Linked DNA regions of Homo sapiens: region 2 is linked to region 1. The links are chromatin contacts, found by Hi-C in ENCODE. All regions are on one chromosome and are shown on one strand. Each heading gives the region's core, a stretch centred on a gene start or an enhancer-like site at or near the end of the contact. The rest is flanking DNA. Distances are from core to core; before and after follow the strand shown. Region 1 has its middle 46 kb from the start of TIMM21. Region 2 overlaps FBXO15 (F-box protein 15).

Region 1 (7,077 bases), core at 4,578-7,077:
TAAGTCAACCAAAACTGGGGTCATGGTGGGGGTGGATATAATGCTTCTATTTCCAAGATCATAGAATTATTGATGTGGAAATAATTACGAAGTCATCATTCTATGCTGTTTAACTCATCATGATAACAGAAGAAGGAGCAACATAAATACCAACCAGAGCTTTTCCAATAATTTAGACTCTCAATCTGCAACCACAGGGCCCTATGAGATGTGCTATTAATGCCTCCCTCTGTCCGAGGAGGAAGCTGAGATTCAGAGAACTGGTGGAGCGGCTGTTACAGGTCACTCAGCAAGTAGTCCAGGTTTGCTGATCCTCCCCATCCATGCTCTTCCTTACCCTCGATGGATGGCTCTTTTTCTTTTTTTTTTTTTTGAGATTGCGTCTCGCACTGCTGCCCAGGCTGGAGTACAGTGGCACGATCTCGGCTAACTGCAACCTCCACCTCCCAGGTTCATGCGATTCTCCTGCCTCAGCCTCCTGAGTAGCTGGGATTACAGGCACACACCACCACACCCAGCTACTTTTTTGTATTTTTAGTAGAGATGAAGTTTCACTATGTTGGCCAGACTGGTCTCGAACTCCTGACCTGGTGATCTACCTGCCTTGGCCTCCCAAAGTGCTGGGATTACAGGCATGAGCCACCGCACCTGGCGATGGATGGCTCAATTTTAAAAACATGTAGTTGCAATTCTAACCATCAAAATCATGGAAAACATTTCACAATCAGAGAAGGCTAAGAGGCTAAACACCAACATCCTCAAAAAATGGTGAAAATAACTAATAATAAAAGCCATAAGGAAGTAAAGCTCTTTCTAGCGATGCCATAGACTAAAATTTCCTTCCTTCATTCCACAAACTTTGAGTTCCTACTTCGCACCAGGCTTTGGGTTAAGCCCAGGGGATAGAAAGACGAGAAAGAGTCAGTCTCTATGATGGAGGAAACGGCACATTACAGTGGGGGCAACATTTGAGCACCTGGCAGTTAACACCGAGTGTGAAACATTCCCCAGGGCGGGCAGGGGAGTAAACACAGACAGGGTGCCGACAGCCAAGCTGCATGTCCAAGGGGCCAGAGCAATGTGGGTGGCAGGAAGGGGACATTTCAGGTGGGAGGTGCGGCCTGTCCAAAGGCCGATGGAAGGGAGCTGGAGCCAGGCACGCAGTGCAGCGGCACAGGCTGCAGGGCGTGTGGCCGCCCCCATGTACGCTCAGGCGCCATACCTGGATGCACCATGCCTCTTAGGTGCCACCTTGTCGTTATGACAATTTTTAACATTATTATTATCATTTTGTTAACCCCAAAGATGGCATTTTAAAATATTTATAACAGTTTTCTGGCAGATAGCAGTAAAAGGTGTTGTTTTAACAAAAAATTAATGTATTATGACAACTTTCTGATGATAGAAATAAAGCATATTATTCTACAAGGACTGATATACAATATATACATATAGAGAGAGAGAGAAAAGTTCTGCTTCAAGTCACAAAACATAACTTTGGCAAATCAAAAGATTTGATCAGCAAAATATTTTAATGATAATCAAAATGTTTTATTGATATAATAAGATCTAAAATAGCCCAGGTTTCTAAACAAGAGCTGCAATTCTAGCTGATGTACTGATCAGCAAACATTTTAAAACATAAAAAGGAACCCCCGGCCGGGCACTGTAGCTCACGCCTGTAATCCCAGCACTTTGGGAGGCTGAGGCAGGCGGATCACCTGAGGTCAGGAGCTCGAGACCAGCCTGGCCAACATATAGTGAAACCCCATCTCCACTAAAAAATACAAAAATTAGCTGGGCATGGTGGCACACACCTGTAATCCCAGCTACTTCGGAAGCTGAAGCAGGAGAATCGCTTGAACCTGGGAGGCAGAGGTTGCAGCGAGCCAAGATCGTGCCACTGCACTCCAGCCTGGGCAACAGAGCAAGACTCTGTCTCTCAAAAATAAAAATAAATAACTAAAAAGGAACTCCTATTGCTATTAGATCACTTGATAAAGTTAATGTTTGCCATTGTATTCCTTATGGGTATTTACCAGAATGGTATTGCTGAGATGACAATTTAAGCCTTCTATTTCTTTCACTGTGACATTTATTATTACTGTGCAATAATATATTTGTTTGCCATGATAACCCACAATGTAAGAATTGCATATAAATAAGTTTGATATATTACATAATAATGCATAAATGTAGCAATTGTTTATAGTTATATAATTTTCATCAGAATGATAGACGTTGCTAAAATTTAGATGCTTCTTGCCTATTTTTATGTCACTATTTCTAAGACAAAATACTTCTTAGATGTCAGAAAATAAAACTTAGAATCAGCAAATTAAAAAAACTGAAATCTATGAGAGAAGAAAATGAGGGAAAAATGTATTATTGAACAAATTCTTGGAGGTAAATAAAATGTCAGAAAAAGGGAACAGACTTAAAGCTCCTACGTTTCCGTGGAATGTCGCAGTCACCACACCAGGGACACACAGTGTTGAGTTTACTACCATCTACCTCCTTGTCAGCTGCAATTTCACAAGTTGCATGAAATACTGGAAAAGGTGCTATTATCATAGACTTCAAAGCATACAGACTACTATTATTTTGACTTTTAACAGGCACATAAAATAAATCGAAGGCTTTATTTTCTTTAGCTTTTTACAAGAAAAAACCATTAACACATGGGGATAGCAAAAGCAAAGCAACAGCTGTTCATTCAATGCATATTCTATATTCACATCAGGCATAGTATTCTATGCCAAATTAGTATGTAATAAATATGAAAAAAGCAGAGGGTAGTATTTTAAAAGCTGTTTTTCAGCAACATCAAATCTCCTACTGCCTTGGCCGGCATGTAAAGAATATAGGAGAATCTAGGACAAGGATTCTCCAACTGAGCACAGCAAACAGCATTAGTGCGCAGAGGTTACTCCAAGAGGCACAGAGACAAGGAAGGTCACACTCACTACTGTCCCCTCCACCAACCCCCCTCCATCACCCCCCTCCATCATCCCCCCTCCACCACCCCTCTTCCATCACCCCCACTCTGCCACCCCCCCCACCACCCCCACCCTCCCTCCATCACCCCCACTCATCCATCCCCCTCCACCATCCCCCCCTCCACGTGGATGGCTTCCATCAGCAGTTTCTCTCCTTCTTCAGGAGGCATTCCATGCAAAGGCAAGCACGAAGGCTTCCTTTCTCCTTCTTGACTGTACCCGCTCCTTGCCCCTTGCTTTTAACTTTGGATTGTTATTGGAGATTGCTCCATGGAAGCCATCCCATTCCCGTCACCAGCTGCCTCATGGTGCTTTGTCTGAACACATATCCTGTCCCTATCAGAGGTCTTTGCCAGCCTTCTGCTGTTCGAACGAAGTTGGATTGGTTGTTTCAGCTTTGATTTCTCTGCAAACGGCGAGGCTGCCCACTGTGCCAAGGCTCTGTTCCCAATGCCACCTACCAGCAGCTGCTTCCTCCAGGCCCTGGCCCTCTTGCTCCACTGGCTACTACCTAATCCTTAGTGTGGCCTGAGGAGTCCTGGAGAGGAGGAGGCAGCACCACTGTCCTCTGTTCTGCCACCTTAGCACTGAAAATCCCGGGGGGAGTTTAAAGATAACATGTCCTCCCCTGCCTCTTCATCATAGTTGAAAACCTCTCACCTAAAGTCAGAATCATTTTGAGGAAAAAAAGAAATATTATAGTAAGAAGAAATAATAATGTTCTTCACATTCCTTAATGAATTTTTTCATTGTAGATGGGCAAAGACTTGGAAAATCTCTTCTTTCAAAAAGATTTGGAAGTGGCATAGAAATATTAACATCTGAGGAGTGGCTGGGACTGCTAAGGGAGATGGTAGAATGAGAAGAGGAGAAGATCAGAAAGGAAAGGAATCAAGGTGTCCACAGGGCTGAGAAACTCACTACAGGCTCTTGGGAAGGATCTGTTTCCTTGCTCATTTGGGTTACAGGCAAATTCAGTTCCTCAAGATTGTAGGACTGAGGTCACTGCTTTCTCACTGGTTGTCATCTGGGGCCATTCCCAACTTCTAGAGGCTGCCACACTCCTGGGCTCTTGGTCTCCTTCCTCCATCTTCAAAGCCAACAGCAGTGGGATGAGTCTTTCACACTGAGAATCCCTCCTCCTCCTTTCATCTCATCTGCCTGACCCAGCCAGGAACGACTATGTGCTTCTAAGGATTCACAATGATGATGAGATAAGGTATGAACTTTGCCAAGAATCAGGTTCTTGAGTAAGCAACAGCAGCATCTGTTTCAAAATCCAGCTCCCCCAGCTACAGAGGCTGGGCTCTGACCCACACAGAAGCACTGCTCTCTCTCTCTCTCTTTTTCCCCCAACAGGGTCTTGCTCTGTCGCCTGGGTTGGAGTACAGTGGTGCCATCTCGACTCACTGATGCCTTGGCCTCCCAGGCTCAAGCCATCCTCCCACCTCAGCCTCCCAAGTAGCTGGACTACAAGTACGTGCCACCACGCCCAGCTATTTTTTTTTTTTTTTTTTTTTTTTTGTAGAGACGGGGTCTCACTCTGTTGCCCAGACTGGTCTTAAACTCCTGGTATCAAGTAATCCTCCCACTCCGGCTTCCCAAAGTCCTGGGATCACAGATGTGAGCAACAATGCCCGGCCAATGTTGCTCTCTTAACAAGCTCATTTTGGGCAAAGAGGAAACAGTGCCATGCCAGACCACAGTGGAGACTGGGGCAAAGGAAAAACCAGTATCTCTGATCGTGTCTTTACTGCAAGTGTTGACATTTTGTTAATCCTGGATATTCTGCATGGATTTTGATTTTAAAAAATATTTCTTTAAAGTATTATTTATCCAGGCCAGGTGCAGTGGCTCATGCCTGTAATCCCAGCATTTTGGGAGGCCAAAGCAGGTGGATCATTTGAAGTCAGGGGTTCGAGACTAGCCTGGCCAACATGGTGAAATCCTGTCTCTGCTAAGAATACAAAAATTAACCAGGTGGTGGTGTGCGCCTGTCATCCCAGCTACTTGGGAGGCTGAGTCAGGAGAATTGTTTGAGCTCGGGAGACAGGGGTTGCAGTGAGCCAAGATTGCGTCACTGCACTCCAGCCTGGGCAACAGAGCGAGACTCTGTCTCTCTCTCTCTCTCTCTCTCTCTCTCTCTCTCTCTGTATATATATATATATATATATATATATATATATATATATATGTGTGTGTGTGTGTGTGTGTGTGTGTGTGTGTGTGTGTATAATTTATCTTGATGACTGAGTTTTTGTCACTTCCTTTAAATTGGGTGCCCAAAGTGAGTCCTCCTCTTGCCTCCCCGAGTGCCAGAGCCCTGAGAGAAAATAAACCATTGCTGAGGAATCCAGGTATACAACTTTCCCAAATCCAGATTTATATGCTGCTTAGAATAGCAAAATCATTCCACCATACCAAAAATGGGCAATGGAACCAAAAACGTTCATAGTATTCTGAAACATACAGAGTTCTACATCTTGTCTTTGCGTCTTCCATTGATCCAAAGGAGAGAGGAGTAATGAAGATAAAGAAGACAGAACTGATTCTATTCCTTCCTGCCATGCGTTTAACTTTTCAGTACACGGCAGCAAACATGCTCAGAATGGTAGATTAATGCGTTTCATCAAAAGAGGGAGCCCTAACCTTCATTTGCTCATACCTGAGGCTTTGGCTCTTTGTTTGTCTTTGTAAATAGAGGAAGAATGTTAAGTATTCCATATGAAAGAACCAGGTATCGTTGAGTTGATTCTACTGTTTGCCTTTTGTCGTTTTGTTCTGTCTCCAAACCAATTCCCTCTGCTGGGTGGGTGAGAAGGCTTCCTGGTTCTCAGCCATCGTAACAGAAATTCAGGGTCTTCAGAGCCTAAATGACGCCTTACCCCTTCATGGCCACTAGAGGGCAACCGACACCACCATAATGAATTGATCCACCCAGGTTTATGATATTAACTAAGTTGATAATTATTTACACTATAAAGGCATTCTTTTGAGACCATTCTTCCTTTAGAATATCCTTTTAAAGGTATTTGTCTCTTTAAGATATATTTTATATAGCATTTATTTACATTTCGATATCCCCTAGTAAGTCCAATTAAATTTTAAAAAATTTGGACACAGCCTCCATGTATTCAACAAATATTTAAATATTACAGTTTGCATTCCATAAGCCTTTGTGCTAGACAATGAGGCCACAAATTTGAAAAAAGACTCAATCCTTGTCCTCAAGAATAGATGAATGGGAAGCACAAATAACTACAAGTACCAGAGCCAACATTTGCACAGGGACAGGCAGCATGGGTAAGGGAGTAATTCACTCTTTGGGGGAGGGAGAGAATTCAGCTAAACTTGTGTTGTATTTTGCACAAAAGGGATATGGCCAGTATGTAAAGTAACATGCATTTAATGGGAAAAGTGAAGCAATTGATATACTCTTAAAGTGTTTATTACTTGAAATGTTGGAAGTTTGAAATCATTCCCACTCTCTCCCAAAGGGAATATTTTGTTCATCACTGGATTTATCAGAGAAAAAAGCAAAAAGAAAGTGAGTACAAAATCCCCAAGACCTAAGTGCATTAGAAATCTCAAAGGGACTATGAAACATTCCCCTGATGTTTTTCCCCCATAAGAAGCTTAATTTGCTAAAACCCTTTCACTCCTGTAATCCCAGCACTCTGGGAGGCCGAGGTAGGCGGATCATGAGGTCAGGAGATCAAGACCATCCTGGCTAACACGGTGAAACCCTGTCTCTACTAAAAAAAAAAAAAAATACAAAAAGTTAGCCAGGAGCAGTGGCGGGCACCTGTAGTCCCAGCTACTCGGGAGGCTGAGACAGGAGAATGGCATTAACCTGGGAGGCAGAGCTTGCACTGAGCCGAGTTCACACCATTGCACTCCAGCCTGGGTGACAGAGGGAGACTCTGTCTAAAAAAAAAGAAAAAACACTTTAAAAGATATATTTTAATTTGAGAAAGAGTTTTTTAAATGTATTTTCTCCAAAAGCCACATTGTATATAGCCTGGTCCCGGAAATGCTCCTCCCCTCCCACTTGGAGAAGCCAGTAGGGCAGGAAGCT
Region 2 (7,077 bases), core at 1,780-4,279, 110 kb before region 1:
GACCTACTTAGAATGTGATTTTTAAAGAATTTTAAAGTTTAATAATTTACCACATAAACTTATGATCTGTTGAGTTTTTGCTCTAGGAACTCAAACTAAAGATACTTTCCACCTGAATTACCTCCACACCAGTAAGTGTTGGAGGTCACTCAACTCTGAGGTTGGAGGAAGACGGAGATTCTCATGGGAACAGCAGGTCCCAAGGACATCAGATGTCCTTTCACGACTGCACATCACTTCAACCAACACGACACAACTAGGCAGCATCCTCCGTCATTATCATTAATATTTTCTCACTTCTTTGTCCTTCCACCAGCATCGTATTTGGGTGACGTACTTTCTCAGTAGCCTATGCTCTGACAGGCATCGTAAACTATTTAGTAGAAGCTCCTCACCAGAGGTTGTGTCTACAATTTCCAGAAGGAGCCGGGTTTTTATTTTACATTTTTTTAAAAGTCATATGTACCTAAGAAACTTTCTAAGCTTATGTCCATGCTTTAAAAAAAAAGTTTTTAACTCCTTCCAAGCAATTTCTTAAAATAAATGTTATCATTTCACTATTCTTAGGGTGATCAGATTCCTGGAGAGAAATACCTGAGCTGCACAGCAAATACAAGACATATGACATCACTGATCTGACTTTTTATTCTTTTGGGAATTCTGAGGACGGCTTAGTCTTAATACTGAATCCAAGAGCATAAAAGGCAAACAGAAAATAAACCACATCTACCCTCCAGGCCCAAGGGAGAAGGTACAAGCTTTTGAGCTATCTGCTATCTTTTCCCAAAGCCCATCTGAGAGAAGGAATTTATGGGGAAAACTGTCCAGGGACATGCAATCCATTCTCTACTTTAAAAACTCAAAATCCTGCTTTCAGATCAAGCTGTTTTTCTAAACACCTGTGCACCTCAGTCACATTGGTTTAGCAACCTACAGAATCACTGCTTGGAGCTCATGTAAAGGTCCAATTTTGAAGCCGTATCTTCAGCTTCTCTGAGAACTTCTATGAGAAATCTGTGAGTGCATCTGCTGCTAAGATGCTATTCAGGGTGGGTCCATTATGTAGCTTAGTCTGCCCTACATAAAGTCCCATTGGAAATTTTGTTTTTAATGATCAGAACTGGGATAAAGCTTTCTTTGTATAATTACTACATTTCCCTTTTTTCTCCCAATGAGAACTAAATGACTGCTCTCATCTTTCTCTGGACTACCAGAAAACACAGAACAAATTATTTTTAAAAATTATGCTGACCCTTTAAAAGACAGTCACATTCACATTCTGCCTTTCTTGATCCTCAAGGTCTATTTTGACGTGAATATTTTATCTTAGTACCTACTTTTATTATAGGCTTTATTGAAATCTGAAGAAAAAGAAAGAAGGTAGGTCTGTGCTCTTAAAGGCATGAAACAACATGGTGTGTGATAAACATCATTTTTACCAAAACTTAAACATTTGCTATGAATAAATAGGATTTGTAAAATATCTCATTGCATCAAATATCAAGTGGCTCAAGGGACAGTGCTTCATGATAACACCACTCTTGGTCCCAGTCGTCATCATTAATAGTTCTAACAAGGTGCGCATGCATAGCGCCGTATAAAGCCATGTTACAGGAGGCCCCCGCAGTCACAGGAGATTGATCCCACTGGTCCCTGGGACAATGAAAATCTTGTTCATCCCATAAAATAAAGTTGGAGAGTGACAAGAACCAGGAGCAGCCATGGGCACAAGGACAGAAGAAAGCAAAACTGTGAGAACATCTTTCTCCTCTTCCTCCTCCTCCCTCCTTCCCTGCTACTTCCCAACCACTAAGTCAACTCTCCCACCCATGTGGCTAATCTTTATTTAACAGTTCAAGGAAATCCCTATATCCTGGACTAAGAATTTATAACTGCAATAAGTTTTAAATTGGTACATGGATGATCAAGATGTTTTGAGTAGATGCTGCCTGCGTGGTCCAACCTTCAGTTCCACTCTCTTTCCACAAAACAGAGGGGCTTTGAGAGAGTAGGGGACTGTGATCAACAGTGTTCTGAAATGCTGCTGCAGACTACCTGCCCCTCCAACTCCACCATACTCAGTGACAAATGAAAGGTACTCAATAAGCATCTCATGAGTGAATCCACTGGCTGTCAATGGCTAACAGAATGTGCACCAACCTTCAGAAACCAGAACAATAAATCCAGAACTATAAAAGAAACATCATACATATATGACAATATAATTTATATATATAAACAGACTTTTTATTATATAGAAATCAAGTTACTTGAAGAAAAGAAAACGGTTCTGTTTTTACCTTTATACAGCCATCAAAAATATCAGTTTTCCACGAGAGGCCAACTTTTCCAATAAGAGGTAGGTGTTCTCTGTTATTTTTTAAATGTATAACAATGAGCTTCACATGTCCATTTTCAATATTTCCTGAAAAGATATAAGATTGTTTCAATCACTGTCTTCCAGTGCAAGATGACAAACCAAGCACGTTCAGTCGGCGACTTTATAAGGATACCTCACCCTGGTAAGCCCTGGCCTCAGCGATGAGGGCAACATGGGCACAGCAATCCCAGCCTCTGGCTTGAGGCCAGAGTGATGCATCTGTGTCCCAGAGGCAGAAACATTAACAAGTGCCCAGAAAGGTGATGTCAAAGGTGAGTCAGGGGAAGCTGGCTGAGGCGAGCCTGGATAGCCACCTGTCACTGATGGAAAGGTGGTCGCTGAAGGAGGAAAGGGTTCTTCTGATGTGGGTAAGCCAACAGTGTTGGAAACCGATATCTAGAATTACACAGCTGAAGAAAGCAGGTGCAGAAATGGCAAAGAAACAAGGGGCTGGAGAGCAGGCGAACATGAAGAGGAGTGGAAGAAACTCACATGAAATAAACCAACACCTCTGCACATGCTTGTAACTGAGTGAGAGTCCGTGCACATGCCCACCTAGCTGGAGGCCAAACCCTGGCCCTCTGCTGCCAGCTCCAAGCCAGCTACTGGCAGCCTGGCCACACGGAGGAGCCCTCGCACCCACACAGCACACTAGCCCTGCTGCCACAGGCCTCTTGTGGCAGGGAGAGCCGCAGCACCACTCGGTCTCACACAGACACAAGCTTCCTGGTTCTGTCTGAACGCACCCTGAGAAGCGACCATCAGTTGCTTCTCACACAAACCAACCGACAGCAACACAACTCATACCCGAGAATTCTCCAGAGATGGAAGTCTGAACAAAGGGAAGATGCAAGTCACAGGGCAAAGCAAACAGAAAAATCATGGAAAAGAGCAAATGTTCTCCAGCCCTGGCCTGGTTATTTCATGAGACAAAATAAAACCAAAGCCAAGCTGCCTTGGGAGCCAAAGCTCTGCTCTAGAAATGTTATACAGTGTTCTCCAACTTCAGTGTCACCAGAAGGTTAAAGCCCACACTTTGCCTGGGGCCTCTTTTGTGACCCAGTAATATGCTTTAAGTGAAAGAGGACGCAGAGGCAGGGTTTCCAGCCCCGCAAACGGGAGCTCCTTGCCCAGATGCCACACTGCTGGTTTCTCCACGTCTTACTTCTGTTCCAAGGACAGAGGCAGCCCACATTTTCCTCTCTAATGCTGAGTAATTAGCAAGAGCTGTGTAGCTTCCCTTCCACTCTCCCCAGGCATAGGAAGAAATGCCAAATGACACGGACCCTTCCCAGGCAACAGCTCTGCTGTCACCTCATCACCTCGTCACCTCAGCAGGGCTCGACGGAAGCAGGGAGGAAGTGTATGAAAAGCGAGGCCTCAGTGGAGGCACAGTAATGACATTCTGAATGGACCAGATGTGACTCTGCTCTGCCCTGCACTACTGCAGCCACGTGCAAAACCAAGGGAGGCCTCTGACTGGTGCGGCAAAGGCAGGCAGCCGACGGCGCCTACAGAAAACCAGGAGCTCATCTTCCACACAGCTTGTCCCCAGGACACGGCAGAAAATGCACTCCAAATACAGCAGCCAATAACGTCTCAGTGGCAACTGCCTGAGCTAATAAACCTCAAATCCCTGTAGGAAGCAGAGACTGTTATTTTGTTATTACCAGGTATTCTCCCACTTCAGAACAATTATAACACTGTGGTGTCTCCAAAGGTCAGAGCTCTTTCCGCCAACCCTCTGTAACCACTTATAAGACAGAGAAAGGTTAAGCTCTTCCTACATTTAAACAGTCTGCACATGGAACAGATGTGTGAAAGTGTGTGTATATAAAATAGGTGTATTTTTGAGTACTTATTGTATACCAACCACTGAGTTAGACACTTAACAGCTTAGAAGAATACTTTAACACCTTAATAATAATATTAACTGGGTAATATAATTTTCTGAATTCATAGGTGATAAAACTGATGCAGAGAGGTTAACAGTAACTCGCCCAAGGTCAGATCCCTGGTCAACGGCAGAAACATGATCCAAACCCTGTTCTGTGTCCAGAGTCTATGTTACAATAGAGTAAGAAATATGCAAAACATAGCACTAATTAATTACTAGCCAATAATTTATAATGCAGATTCAGATTCTCATGTTTGTTTTCATACTACTCCCAAGAGAAAAGCCTATTTATAAATTAGCAAGCAGGATACACTGGGGAATCACTATGGCTTCCCAATACTTGAAGTAATGGCTCAGCCTATGAGTCCCACAGCCTCTGCTCCCAGCCCTCCTTATAAGCCGGTCACTGGTGATGCAGGCTCCTTCAGTGAGACACATGTGTTCCTGTAAACCTGGAGTCGGAAATGAGCATGAGAGGAGGAAGAGAACGGGAAGAGCCATCTGCTGGCAGAGGCAGTGGCAGGGGCCTGCGCCTCAGGCGGGCAGGAGCAGAGGTTCTGAGGCTGCTAATGGTTACTATACTGCTGATAGTTTCACAAGAGAAGCCACAGAGCATGGCTTTGCATCTATAAACACAGAGTGTGGCTCTCCTAGAGAGACTATGAGCAAGTATAGCCTTCATTAAATTCCCGTGCTCCTTAAGTCATTCAGAATAAACTCTGTTCTTGGAGACTCTAATCTTAACTTACCAATACACAAGACCATCTGCAAAATTCAGCAAAATACAATTTGAGGCTCACCATCCTTGGTTTCCAGTGACACTGTACTGGTAAGCATGGCCTTTAGACTCATAAAGACCTCATTCCAAACCCTGCTCAGCCATTTATTAACTGTATAACCACGGTCAAGTTCCGAACTCAGTAAAATACGGATACAAACAGCACTTGATAAGGCCTTGTGAGGATGAATGGAACTGATAATATTAACATTATGCAGTAGTTGATTATGTATGCCAAGCTAAGTGTGTTAAGTACCCTCTATACTTTATCTCAATAATAATATTCTATCTAAAGACTGTCAAGTGCATTGTCAAGCAGAATGTGGAGATGTGCCATGTTTGTAGACTGGAAGACCCAATATAGTGAAGATGTCCAATTACCCAAACTTATCTATTATAGTTTCACACAATCACAAGCATAATCCCAATAGGTACTTCAGAAAATGGTTTATAAATAATTAATACTTATATAAATAATAATATTGGCAAGATGATTCTAAACTCCATATGAAAATGCTATGGACCTAAAATAGCCAAAACAATCTTGGAAAAAAAAAAGTTGACTTCAAGACTTACTATAGAGCTACAGAAATCAAGACAGTGTGGGATTATTTATAAAGACACACAGATTGGCTGGGTGCAGTGGCTCACACCTGTAATCCCAGCACTTTGGAGGCCAAGGTAGGTGGATCACCTGAGGGCAGGAGTCCGAGACCAGCCTGGCCAACATGGTGAAACACCATCCTACTAAAAATACAAAAATTAGCCAGGTGTGGTGGCAGGCATCTGTAATCCCAGCTACTCAGGAGGCTGAGGTGGGAGAATCGCTTGAACCAAGGAGGCAGAAGTTGCAGTGAGCCGAGATCGCACCACTGCACTCCAGTCTGGGCAACAGAGTGAGACTCCGTCTCAAAACAACAAAAAAAAGACACACAGATCAATAAAATGGAATAGATTGGTTCAGAAATAGACCTACACTTTTACAAGCAATTGATTTTTGACAAAGTCATCAAAATGATTTGATGAGCAAAGAAAGTCTTTTCACAAATGGTACAAAAACAACTGGACATCCACACTGGGAAAGAACATCAACTTATCTTCTAATTTACACAAAACACAGATAACAAACCGAAATGCAAAAGCTGAAACCATAACAATGGTAGGAAAAACAAAGAAGAATATCTTTATAACCTGGGATAGAAAAAGTTTTAAAACAGGAAAAAACAACCAGGAAATTTAAAATTGATTAGATTTCATCAAATGAGAAACACTAATTTGTAACACTTTCATAATAAGTCATCAGATGTACAAACCAAGAAAACATGTACTAACAAGTACTAATAAATATGCTATAATGAATTATCTGCTTTGACTTTTCTAGGTAATTACCACTCAGAAAGGAGTATACTGTTTCTAATGCTTTACCTATTATAAATTCTTGGGGAGTATAATCTGAACTAGACACAGAAAAAAAATTAATATCAAGAAACTTGATAATATCAAGATGGAACGAAAAGTCACCTATTTTTGGAATTACAACAATAAAAAAGACAATAACATGATATATACAAAAATAACTGAAAAAAACTCAAAAACATTAAAGAAGAATTTCATAAGGAGATCACCTGCACTTCTCAGGTTCTGCTGCTAAAGAGCTAAACAATCTCCTACCTCTGAGGCCCATAACTTGTTTTTCATACCCTTGACATTTTCTATTGTGTCTTACAGAGTAAGCACTGAATAGCGTTTTGTTTTGTTTTGTTTTTAGACGGAGTCTCACTCTGTCGCACAGGCTGCAGTGCAGTGGTGCGATCTCAACTCACTGCAAGCTCTGCCTCCTGGGTTCAGCCCCCCAAGTAGCTGGGACTACAGGCGCCCGCCACCACGCCTGACTAATTTTTTGTATTTTTAGTAGAGATGGGGTTTCACCGTGTTAGCCAGAATGGTCTCGATCTCCTGACCTCATGATCCGCCCACCTCAGCCTCCCAAAGTACTGGGATTATAGGCGTGAGCCACCATGC

Evidence for each region. Hi-C counts contacts between places; a loop is a spot of excess contacts on that map. Pooled maps may share reads with other maps.
Region 2: a loop to region 1 is called in a map of HepG2, with 20 times the contacts of the local background. The contact joins two enhancer-like sites. A Hi-C loop is called at or near these places in 3 of 168 maps with a recorded cell type or tissue (CD8-positive, alpha-beta T cell, HepG2 and naive thymus-derived CD4-positive, alpha-beta T cell), 1 of 37 single-sample maps with no recorded cell type and 12 of 50 pooled maps.

What each region holds. Positions count from the first base shown.
Region 1 is chr18:74,190,669-74,197,745 of GRCh38, forward strand. No RefSeq gene overlaps it. Among named protein-coding and RNA genes, the nearest start is that of TIMM21, 46 kb to the left of the region's middle. RefSeq lists an enhancer at 6,933-7,077. Within about 2 kb of position 5,828, at least 9 of the 41 ENCODE cell types and tissues checked have a DNase peak (open chromatin) inside an H3K27ac peak, as active enhancers do.
Region 2 is chr18:74,079,627-74,086,703 of GRCh38, forward strand. FBXO15 (F-box protein 15) reads right to left here. Exons shown (of 10, transcript NM_001142958.2): 9 at 2,301-2,425. Among named protein-coding and RNA genes, the nearest start is that of FBXO15, 65 kb to the right of the region's middle. Within about 2 kb of position 3,030, at least 6 of the 41 ENCODE cell types and tissues checked have a DNase peak (open chromatin) inside an H3K27ac peak, as active enhancers do.